Regions from separate parts of the Homo sapiens genome. Here region 2 is linked to region 1. The links are chromatin contacts, found by Hi-C or POLR2A ChIA-PET in ENCODE. All regions are on one chromosome and are shown on one strand. Each heading gives the region's core, a stretch centred on a gene start or an enhancer-like site at or near the end of the contact. The rest is flanking DNA. Distances are from core to core; before and after follow the strand shown.

Region 1 (5,891 bases), core at 859-3,358:
AAGCCTTCAGTCTTTTGCCATCAAGTTTGTTAGCTGTGAGTTTTTTGTAGATGCCCTTTGTCAAGCTAAGGAAGTTCTTTCTCTTCCTAGTTTGTTGAATGTTTTTATCATTAATGGATATTGGAACTTGTCAAGTACTTTGTCTGCTTCTAATGAAATGACCATGTGATGTCTTTCTTTACTCTGTTAATTTGGTGTATTACACTGATTGAGTTTTGTGTGTTGGACCGACCTTGCATTCTGTGATTAATCCCACTTGGTCCAGTTATATAATCCTTCTTATATGTTTCTGGATTTGGTTTACCAGTATTTTGTTAAGGATTTTTGTGTCTGTATTCATAAGGAGTATTGATCTATAGTTTTCTTATGATATCTTTATCTGATTTGGTCTCAAGGTAATATTAGTGTCATAGAATGAGTTCGGAAGTTCTCTCTTCTAATTTTTGGAATAGTCTGTCAAGGATTGGTGTCAATTCCTTAAATGACTGGTAGATTTTAACAACGAGACTATCTGGTCCTGGCCTCCTCTGTATGCTATTTTTTTATTATTATTACTAATTCAGGATCTTTACTTGTAGGTCTGTTCAGATTTCCTATTTCTTCTTATGTCAGTTTTGGTAGTTTGTGTCTAAGAAATTGTCCATTTTGTCTAGATTATCTAATATGTTGACATACAGTTGTCCGTAGTATTCCCTTATAATCCTTGTTTCTGTAATGTCAATACTACTGTCCCCTCTTTCATTCCCGATTTTAGTAATTTGAATCTTCTCCCTTTTCTACTGATCAGTCTAGCTAAATGTCAGTATTGTTAATCTTGTCAAAGAGCCAACTTTGGATTTTATTGATTTTTCTCAGTAGTTGTTTTTGCTTTTTAATTTATTTCTGATCTAATCTTTATTATTTCCTTCCTCCTAGGGCTTTCTACTTATATACATGTATGTTGGTTGCCCTTGATGAAGCCAACTGTGAAATCATGGAATTATAATATGCTAGCTAGGAGAGTGATCTAGGCCAGTGCTTCTCAAACTTTAATGCACATACAGATTGCTTGGGGATCTAGTTAAAGTGCAAAACCTGATTCAGTGGTAGTGTTGAAGTCTACAGCTTCCCTTGTCTAAAAGCTTTCCTGGTTATGCCAGTGTTGATGTTCTGAGACCAGAGAGTAGAAAGGATCTAGTTCATTTGGTATCAATCATTTGTGGGATTTTCCAAACAGAACATGTCATTTCTCTGGTTCCAGGTATATTAATATGTCTCTCCCTTTGAGAATCAGTGCTGCTATATGTCATTATGACTATTATGAATGTGCATGGTTTCCAAGGGAAAAAACTGAACAAGCCCAACCCTCTCATTTTACTGATGAGGAAATTGAAGCTTCAAAGGGGTGAGATTTCTTGCCTGAAGTCATATAATAGGTTAATTGGCTCCATGGATGAGTATATTAATCCTTTCTGATGACAAGTCCTAACTCAGTGAAGTTCATCATTGATTATACTGTTACCAAGAAAAGGTAGCAATGAGGACAAGTAAATTTATGGTTAATTTTTTTTTTTTTTTCGAGATGGAGTTTTGCTGTTGTCGCCCAGGCTGGATGGAGTGCAATGGCACAATCTTGGCTCACTGCAGTTTCTGCCTGCCGGGTTCAAGTGATTCTCCTGCCTCAGCCTCCTGAGTAGCTGGGATTACAGGTGCCTGGCACCACACCCAGCTAACTTTTGTACTTTTAGTAGAGATGGGGCTTCCCCATGTTGGCCAGGCTGGTCTCGAACTCCTGACCTCAGGTAATCCACCTGCCTCGGCCTCCCAAAGTGCTGGGATTACAGGTGTGAGCCACCAAGCCTGGCTGGTTAATTTTTTTGACTAACCCCTTTAACAGATTTCAATCCAGAGAAAATGTTACTTAAGTAAATTTTCTTATTATTGAGTAGAAATATGATACCTGAGACGCCATTAAGAATAGATAGATATAGTTATGGATATAGATATATAGATATTCTAAGGGTCCTAAGACTCTATTATAATTTTTTTTTTTTTTTGTAAATGAGGATAGAATAAAAGTTCATGATTGTCTCATACAAATAAGTGTCATCAGGCTAACTAAATGGTGTTTTATTACAAGGTCTTTTTCAGTACTTTCACTTCTTTCTTTCACAATTAAGGACTCATTTTCTGTCCAGTTTTATACGCTAAGGTCTTTTTAGTACTTTCACTTCTTTCTTTCACAATCAAGGACTCATTTTCTGTCCAGTTTTATACTCTAAGAACAATTATTGCAAAAGTTCAAAATAGATTTATTTAAAATTATTGTTCTTCAGTCATTCCCAACATAGAGTAAGCTTTTCTTTCTATATGTTTCTGTTAGTTTGTTGTTTTTAATCTCATATTAAAGCTTTTTTTTTTTTCTTTTTTTCTTGAGACGGGGGTATCACTCTATCTCCCAGGCTGGAATGCAGTGGTGTGATCTTGGCTCACTGCAACCTCCGCTTCCCGGGTTGAAGCGATTCTCCTGCCTCAGTCTCCCTAGTAGCTGGGATTACAGGCGCCTGCCACCATGCCCAGCTAATTTTTGTATTTTTAGTAAAGACGAGGTTTCACTGTGTTGGCTAGGCTGGTCTCAAACTTTTGACCTCAGATGATCCTCCCTGAGCCACCGCGTGAGCCACCAGCGTGAGCCACTGCGCCCAGCCAAAAGCTTTTACACATCTTTGAAAAGTCTTCTGTGTGATAACCATTTTGTTTCTTATATAAGATAAAAGCTTTAATCTGTTAGATAATAAGAAAATTCTGAAGAATAACTATGATTGTGCTACATATTAATATCAATTATTCTCTGCCAAGAATTGCATATAACATACTTAATACTAATATTAAATATATCTTTCTTTTCCTTCAATTATTTAGAAAACATTTCAAGATTTTGCTGTATGAACATTAGTCATTGCATTATAAGAAGATAAAATGGCACCTTGGTGACATGATTTGTTTTCAGAACAATATGACTCACTGTCACTGTTAGCTATATGACTTCAGATCACTTTTATCATCACTATTAACTAAATGAGCTACATGACTCTGTAAAGTTTATTAAAATACCCTTATATGGAAATTAGCAGTCTTGAAGAGATACAGTGAAGAATCACATGCTTTTTGAAAGAACATTGAGGTCGGGTACGGTGGCTCATGCCTGTAATCCCAGCACTTTGGGACACTGAGGCGGGCGGATCACGAGGTCAGGAGATCAAGACCATCCTGGCTAACACAGTGAAACTCCGTATCTACTAAAAATACAAAAAGTTAGCCGGGCGTGGCAGCAGGTGCCTGTAGTCCCAGCTACTCAGGAGGCTGAGGCAGGAGAATGGCGTGAACCTGGGAGGCGGAACTTGCAGTGAGCTGAGATCACGCCTCTGCACTCCATCCCGGGTGACAGAGCGAGATTCTGTCTCGAAAAAAAAAAAAAGGAAAAAAAGAACATTGATTTGAGAACCAGTCAACATAATGTATTATTTTAACTATAGTCACTTCCACATGATTTCTTTAGTCCAGTGCTCTTGCTGTATTCCCCACCAATGTGATCTGCACCATCGTCCATCTAATCGCCAAAACTACAAATAGGGAAGTTACTCTCCATTCTCCTTGACTATGTCCAGATAGTCAAGCTATGAAATGCTAACGTTCTACCCCAGAATGTCTCTCCATGCTGACTCCCTCTTCTCCATACAGCCCCACTGCTCTAGTTCTACCCTTTATTATTTATTTTCCTCTGCCATTGCAGTAGACCCTTACTTGCCCCTCAGCTTTGAGTTCATGCACCCTTCCAATCATCTTCCAAAAGGATGCAAGAATGGCTTCTCTAAAATTCAAATTTGTGACATCACATCCCACGTTAAAGTCTTCACTGACTTTAAGGTGAAATCTGTACTCCTTAAACAAGGTCCTTAGCAGTCTGCCCTTGTCTCTTTCTCTTGTCTCATCTCTAATACTTAAACCCCTGGCATTTTTTCAGTGTTGTTTTTCTTCTGTGTATGTTATGTTCTTCCATACTTCTGTACCTTTACCTAAGCTATTCCTTCCATCCTGTTCCCTTCACATCTCTACTGCTACCCCTTCCTTACGTGACTCCTTTCTTTTTATCCTTTAAGATTGAACTCAAAAGTCTCATCCTCTGAGGATTTATAGAAACACACGGGGCCCCTAAAATTGAAGGAAAAATAGGGAGCCAGGTCAGATACCTTTCTCCTATGCATATTCCCCTGGTATCCTGTATATACCATTGTTGGAGTTCTTACTGCAGTGTAGTTGCAGTACTTCTCAGTCTTCTCCACAGAAGTGCACCCAATGTCAGAGGAAATTGTATTATGCTTACAGCCTGCCTGAAACCCTAAATTAATGACATCAATTATCTTAGTTTTAAGAAATGTAGAAAACTAACATTTCCATAGAATAGGTTTATGTCATTTAACAAAAAAAAAATTTTTTTAATTAGCTGGGCATGGCGACCCATGCCTGTAATCTCATTACTTTGGGAGGCTGAGGTGAGAGGATCACTTGATCTTAGGAGTTTGGGACCAGCTGGGCAACATAGGGAGACCCTGTCTCTACAAAAAATAAAAAAAAAATTAGCCGGGCATGGTTGCACACACCTGTTTATTATCCCAGGTACTCAGGAGGCTGAGATGGGAGAATCACTTGAGCCTGGGAGATTGGGACTACAGTGAGTTGTGATCGTGCCACTGCACTCCAGCCTGGGTGATAGAGCAAGATCCTGCCTCAAAAATCAAAACAAAACAAATGGAACATTTAAAATTATTTGTTCTGGGCCGGGCGCGGTGGTTCATGCCTGTAATCCCAGCACTTTGGGAGGCCGAGGCAGGTGGATCACCTGAGGTCAGGAGTTTGAGACCAGCCTGACCAATATGGTGAGACCCTGTCTCTACTAAAAATACAAAACTAGCCGCACGTGGTGGCACATGCCTGTAATCCCAGATACTTGGGAGGCTGAGACAGGAAAATCACTTGAACCCAGGAAGACGAGGTTGCAGTGAGCCAAGATCGCGCCATTGCACTCCAGCCTGGGCAACAAGAGTGAAACTCCATCTGAAAAATTAAAAAATTAAAATAAAATAAAATATTTGTCCTGGAATAAAATTGATCTTTGTTAAATATGATTATGTTTATCCTGAAATTTCAGGTGTTTGCTGTACACTGCCCTATTTGTTCTCTATAAGTTTGTATTAACCAACTGCGATAAATAGTAAGCACTTTGATGGCAGGGACTAAGTCTATTATTACCTCTGTATTTCTAGCATTAAAACAATATCTAACACATAGTAGATGTTCAATATGTATTGAAAAAAATAATTGCATGAAAGTTCTCTATTGGAATGATAGTGTTAAATGCCAGTGTTGTGAACATTTTAAAATTTTAAATCATTTTTCTCATAGGAAAAGCTTGACTGATGATATCATGAAAGTCATGCATGTTTTAAAATGGCTTTCTGGCTTATACAATATAACAGAATCTTTTTTTACTTTATATAGTTAAAAGTACAAAATACACAGAAAAGAATCCTATATTATAAGTATTCAGCTCAGTACAATGTTACACACACAACATGCTTGCATAATAAACACCCATACCAACAAACAGAAATTCACCTGCCCTCAGAAGCCCCTCCATACTCTGTCAGGTCATTGCAGCCCTTTTTAACAGGATAGGTTAGTTTTGCAAAATCATTTTACACTTGAATAGTATTTAAGACAAGTAATGTTGAATAGAAAATATTCTGTGACAAATCAGGTTAATGATTTAATATTCATTATTAGCAGCCAACATTATTTGTAGGCCAGGTGTAGTGGCTTATACCTTTAATCCCAGCACTTCGGGAGGCCAA
Region 2 (6,078 bases), core at 247-2,746, 240 kb after region 1:
GAATAGCAAGGCCTTTGGTTTCTGTAGACAATTTGGACCAGATAACTTCCAGACTGGGTAATATCCGGTTTATTAGTGTTACTGGATGGGAAGTCTTGACTGAGTTGTCTGGGTTTTTGGCGTGTTGAACAAAGAATTGAACAAAACGTAGAAACAAAGCAACAAAAGAAGCAACGAAAGACAAAACAACAAAAGAACGAAGTAACAAAAGCACAAATTTATTGAAGCGAACCAAGTGCTTCAAGAGTCCCAATTGCAGTGTTCTTAAGGGTTACTAGGCTAAAAGAATTTGGTAAATCCCTAGGTGCCCTTTACAGTCGTCCAATTGGTTGCACCCTATGAAGGATTGGCCTGCGACCAATCAGAGGCTGAAATGGAGATGGCCGAGGACAATCAGAGGCGATGTGGAAACTTCTGTCTTGTAATCACAGGAGTGAAGGTGTGGCCTGTATGCTGCCTAGTCTTGCCTAGAAATTGCTGCACCTGCTGTTCTTTTGCTTATGCCTTAACCCTTGGTTACCCTAATTCCCTATTCTCTTGCCTCATTAGGTCTTTACCCTGACTAAAAATGCACTCATCTAGCTGGGACAAATCCTACACTGCATTTGTCCCATCTAGATGAGTATTCTAGCAGAGTACATGGCACATGAGTAGGCATTCAAAAATTCAACATACAGTACATTTTGTTACCTATGTGCCAGGTGTCGGGCAGGCTGAGTTAACAGCTGAACAGAAACCTACCTACCCAACGTGCTAACTTCTATACAGCATGGTCGTGCATCCAAATCAAATGGAAAGCGGTATGGGAGATCTGGAAAGGCCTCCTGTGGGTGGCATCTGACTACCTAAATTCCCATCCCAGTTTCACTTACTGACTTTGACACTTGGAACAAGCAGCCTCTCAGTGCCTGTTTTCCCACTGGCAGGTAAATGGGCTAATGACGGTATTTCTGGCACTAGACTTCGTTAATTAATGAAAAGCACATAGAAGAAAACAGCCTGGCTCTCTAAGTGGGCAGTGCGATTCCCAAGGACGGCACTTCGCCTGATAGTCTTCCTCTAGGCTGAGAAGCCAGAGTAAATCCATTTGATTTTCCTACCACACAGTGCCTTCTCCCCAGATGAGTTCAAAGCTTTAAGTCTATCCAGTTCTGTCCAGACGCGTCTGTTCATCTCCAACAGGCCCACTAGAGAGGCGGGTTTTCCAAAGCCTGGCACGGCCCACTGCAGGTGACGCCCTCTGCCCTCCAGCGCCCTCAGGCCTCTGGGGTCCACCCTTCCTCCCCACCCGACTCCGGAACCTCTTCCCGCGCCCTGCCCGGGCGCCTGGCTGCTTGGGGTAGAGGCCTTCCGCCACACGCGCGGCCCCGCCCCGGCCTTCACGTGACCTGGCGTGCGGAGCGCGCACGCGGGAACCCGCGCTGGAGGCGGGCGAGGGCCGAGGGGCAGCTAGGGAGCGCGGCTTGAGGAGGGCGGGGCCGCCCCGCAGGCCCGCCAGTGTCCTCAGCTGCCTCCGCGCGCCAAAGTCAAACCCCGACACCCGCCGGCGGGCCGGTGAGCTCACTAGCTGACCCGGCAGGTCAGGATCTGGCTTAGCGGCGCCGCGAGCTCCAGTGCGCGCACCCGTGGCCGCCTCCCAGCCCTCTTTGCCGGACGAGCTCTGGGCCGCCACAAGACTAAGGAATGGCCACCCCGCCCAAGAGAAGCTGCCCGTCTTTCTCAGCCAGCTCTGAGGGGACCCGCATCAAGAAAATCTCCATCGAAGGGAACATCGGTAAGGAGCCTCCGGAAATGTGGGACGCAAGGCTGGGGTGTCGCGGCAGTGGCTGAAGCTTCCCTTCGCCGCATCTCTCTGCAGCAACTCGGTGAGGGCTTTCCCTCCAGCCTGGCGGTGTGGACGCGGCCTCGGCTTCCTTTCCCACCCAGAGCATCCTTCCCTTACCTCCCGCTCCACGGGGTGACTGCGGTCCCCGGGGTCAGACTGGGCGCCAGGCCTGCGGTCTCTGTGAGGCGCGCTTTGAACCTCTGCTCCCTCTTTGTTGGGAACTCGCAAAGGGAAGCGGGGGAAGGGTATTAGATTTCTTGAGGTGTAACTTACATTAAATTCACCCTTTTTAGGTGTACTCTTCTATGAGGTTTGACAAACATTATGCCTTTTGCTATCACCATGATCGAGATACAGAACATTTTCATCACCTTAGAAAGTTCCTACCTGCTCCTTTGTATTCAGCCCCCTCCACCCTTCCTATTCCCTGGCACCCACTGATTTGATTTCTATCCCTGCAAGTGTTGCCTTTTCCAGAATGCCATATAAATGGAATCATAGGCTATATCGCCTTTTGTGTCTGGCGTCTTTCATTTAGCATAATGCTTTTGAAATTCATTCATGTTACTTGTGTCTGTAGTTTGTTTCTTTTTATTGCTGAGTAGTATTCCATTGCATGGATGTACCATCGTTTATCCATTTTCTAGTTGTGGACCTCAGGGTTGTTTACAGTTTTTTAGCTATATTATTAGCGAAGCATTGTTTTAGCTATATTATTAACGAAACTCGAAACATTCGAGTACAAGCAAAGAGGTCTTTAATGATCTTAATAGCATGGAGTTCCTCACCCCTTACTCCACATCCAAGTAAACATTGGATTATGATTCAAAGACCACTAACGTTTCTGTTAACTCAGATGGGGGGCAGACTAGGCCATGCCTGTCACTTTGCAAGATACACACCAACGTCCGATTCTTCTGTATCTCCAACCACAGGAAACCTACCCCTGAAACTTCCTGTTTTGATAGATTTAAAAAAAAATTTTTTTAGCTCCAGGTTGGGTGCTGGTCATTCATGCATACAGCAAATTTTTTAAAATTCTTACCACATTCAAAGCACTGTACCTTCTTGAAAAAGGCCAGGCAAGCAGATGCTTTAAGCATTCAAATGAATAGAAAAACTGCATTCTCAAAGAGGACTTCTTATTTCATTGCTCCAGAATTAAAGCACCAGTAGAAAGACCATATGATATAATTAGCAATGTAAGTTATTTGAGGGTGCATGTTTACTAGTATGGAATCTCTGACAGCTGCTTACTGAATAAAGAAGACCATATATAAAGACAGGAGAAAGTGGCTGAACAAAGCCATCTGAAAAGTAAATTTGAGGCAGGGCATGGAGGCTCATACTTGTAATCCCAGGATTTGGGGAGGCTTAGGCAAGAGGATCACTTGAGTCCAGGAGTTCCAGATCAGCCTGGGCAACATAGTGAGAACTCATCTCCACAAAAAAATTAAAAAATTAGTTGCATGTGTTGGTGTGCCTCCAGCTACTCAGGAGGCTGAGGCAGGAGGATTGCTTGAGCCCAAAGATCAAGGCCACAGTGAGCCATGATCACACTACTGCACTCTAGCCTGGGTGACAGAGCAAGACTCTGTTAAAAACACAGAAACAAAACAGTAAAGTTGAATGAATAACCCCTCGGATCAATACCACAATACATTCATCCCCTTTCCCTCTCTCCAATCCAGTTAGGTAGCATCATATTTAGAAATATTTCCTCAAAGCATCTTTAATCTTTTCAGCAGCTGAAATAATTTCCTAATATATCATCCCATCTCCAGTTTCTCTTAACTACTTCTGCAACGGTCTTTTTGTATGCAAATGTCATGTGTTATCCCCTGCTTAAAATTCTTCACTGATTTTGCCTTTACCTACACTGAAAGTAGTTGTGAACTGATAGCCTGCAATTGCACAATATTGGCCTGCACAGGTTGAAAAAAAATTTTACTGGCCAGTGGCTCAAGCTTGTAATCCCAGTGCTTTGGGAGGCTGAGGCAGGAGGATTGCTTGAGGCCAGGAGTTTGAGACTAGCATGGCAACATAGTGAGAACTAGTCTCTAAGAAAAATAAAAATAAAATTAGGCCAGGCACAGTGGATCACGCCTGTAGCTCCAACTACTCAGGCGGCTGATGCTGATGTGGGAGGATCACTTGAATGTGGGAGGCAGAAGTTGCAGTGAGCTGAGATGGCACCACTGCACCCCAGCCTGGGTGACAGAGTCTCAAAAAAAAAAAAAAAGCCAGTTGTGTTAGCATGCACGTTTAGTCCTAGCTACTCAGGAGGCTGAGGTGGAGATCTTTGAGACCTATAGTTTGAGGCTGCCGTGAGCTGTGGTTGTGCCACTGCCCTACAGCCTGGGCTACAGAGTGAGACCCTGTGTCTAAAGAAAAAAAAATTAAATTTGTTGCTAACTCGAAAACGTTTTGAGATTTCCCATAAACAATTAGATTCTTGGCTTCTTTTGAAAAATCTGAAGATCTGTTAACACCGGGCCTGCATTTCTGTATGACAACAATTGGTGTTTAGATGGAGCATGTTCCTTGCCATTTTTCGTCTCCCTGACACTGAGACTTTGTTAGTTACTGTTCATTATTGGTCTTGCACTTTTGTTCATGTCTCCTTCACCTTATTTGCCAGATCCAAATAAGCTGTAAATGCACAAATTGTTAAGCTGTGCGTAAACTATTTTGCAATTCCTCTATTTTTCCTAGAATTTGAACTTTACTTGGTCGTTTTAGTTTTATATTTATATAACCCATCTTCTTATGTTCTGTGTTACTCAAATGTTCCCTTATGTTAGATTGATGGAGGACTTACCTGCTTCTCATCTTAATAGTCTGTTCAGAATGACTTTCAGCATTATAATGCCTGCTTGGCATTAGGAATTCTGTTAGTTTCCATGACTTTTTAAAGTATTAACATCAGTGTCTTTGGTTCTTGTTCTCCTTTGCCTTCATAGAAAATTAATTTATTAATTAGCTTATTTTCTAGCTCCCACTTTGCCCCAATAAGTTAAGGAACTAGATGTGTTAGTGTGATTGGGAACTCTAGCTGTTATTACTCTGCTTGAACTAAATGTAACTGTTATTACTCTTAGACTTTTTAAGTATGACCATATGAATTTTTCTGCTTGTAAGCAGTGTCAGAAGAAAGTTGAATGCTGTAGCCTTAAGTGCTTTCAGACTCTGGTGGATGCCTAATTTTTTTATTTGTTCCTTGGGTGCTATTTCTGAACATCATGTTCTCCTTTCCCTCTTCCATCTAGCTCAGTGAATGTGGGGTGTTCTTTCTATATGCTTTCACTTCCACTTAACATTCTTCTAAATGCTGTACAGTCCCTAAGCTTACACTCTCCATACTAAATTTTGGTGGCCAGTGTTTTTACCATGATTAAATCTCACTGTTATCCAGTTTATCGTTAAAAGTTTTTCTCCTCTCCTCTGGATACAGTTTACTTTGTGTTTTTCTTCTAAACTGTCTACCTGTGTCACCTTCTTTACTGCCTCGCTCCTGTTTTTTCTCTGTGTGTAATTCTTTAAAGTTCTTCCAGGTTTTTCTTCTTTTCTATTGCCCTGTCTAATGTCCTAGATTTAAATATAGTTCTGCAAGTCAAAGGTAAGTTCTTTCTACTCCCCATGGATCTAATTTATAAGGAAGAGGAAGCTTTGCTTGTAAGTATATTGAAGTTATTTATATGTTCATCTGTGTGTGTGTGCACGCACACACAGGGAAAGAGAGAGAACATTATGCTAACCAGAGATGTCTAATACAACCACATTTGGTGACTTCAGATATAAAGGGTGTGGTGGCCATTAGGAGTATTACTTCTAGGTCAAGACTGTCCCTACTATTAAATATAATATATTGTTAAACTAAACGTAATAAAAAACAAATGTGCTTAATGAAATTGGGCAGGGAGCCTTTTCATTTTCTTCTAAAGAAATATGAAGAGAAAGTTTAGAAAGTTGAATGTTTTGGGCTTTTTATGTTGCTTGCTATTGTAAATCTTGCAAAAGCTAATGACTACTTGACATCTTTTTTTCCTGACAACTTTTCTTCCTCAATTTTATCTTTCCTCACAACAGCTGCAGGGAAGTCAACATTTGTGAATATCCTTAAACAATTGTGTGAAGATTGGGAAGTGGTTCCTGAACCTGTTGCCAGATGGTGCAATGTTCAAAGTACTCAAGATGAATTTGAGGTATGAAAATAAAATTTAAGTAGATAAAAGCCTCTTGGTTTAGAGGAG

The links. Hi-C counts contacts between places; a loop is a spot of excess contacts on that map. ChIA-PET counts read pairs that join two places held with the same protein, here RNA polymerase II (POLR2A). Pooled maps may share reads with other maps.
Region 2: a loop to region 1 is called in a map of OCI-LY7, with 2.4 times the contacts of the local background. The contact joins the promoter of DCK here to the enhancer-like site in region 1. A Hi-C loop is called at or near these places in 2 of 168 maps with a recorded cell type or tissue (DLD1 and OCI-LY7), 9 of 37 single-sample maps with no recorded cell type and 5 of 50 pooled maps. POLR2A ChIA-PET finds 5 or more read pairs at or near these places in 3 of 52 experiments (GM12878, H1 and OCI-LY7).

Annotation. Positions count from the first base shown.
Region 1 is chr4:70,752,508-70,758,398 of GRCh38, forward strand. The region is part of intron 1 of RUFY3 (RUN and FYVE domain containing 3); the gene reads left to right. Among named protein-coding and RNA genes, the nearest start is that of RUFY3, 33 kb to the left of the region's middle. Within about 2 kb of position 2,109, at least 3 of the 41 ENCODE cell types and tissues checked have a DNase peak (open chromatin) inside an H3K27ac peak, as active enhancers do; they include OCI-LY7, where a contact is called at or near this core.
Region 2 is chr4:70,992,153-70,998,230 of GRCh38, forward strand. DCK (deoxycytidine kinase) reads left to right here and starts at 1,497. Exons shown (of 7, transcript NM_000788.3): 1 at 1,497-1,774; 2 at 5,915-6,030. The coding sequence starts at 1,684. RefSeq lists a silencer at 1,233-1,572 and an enhancer at 1,743-1,922.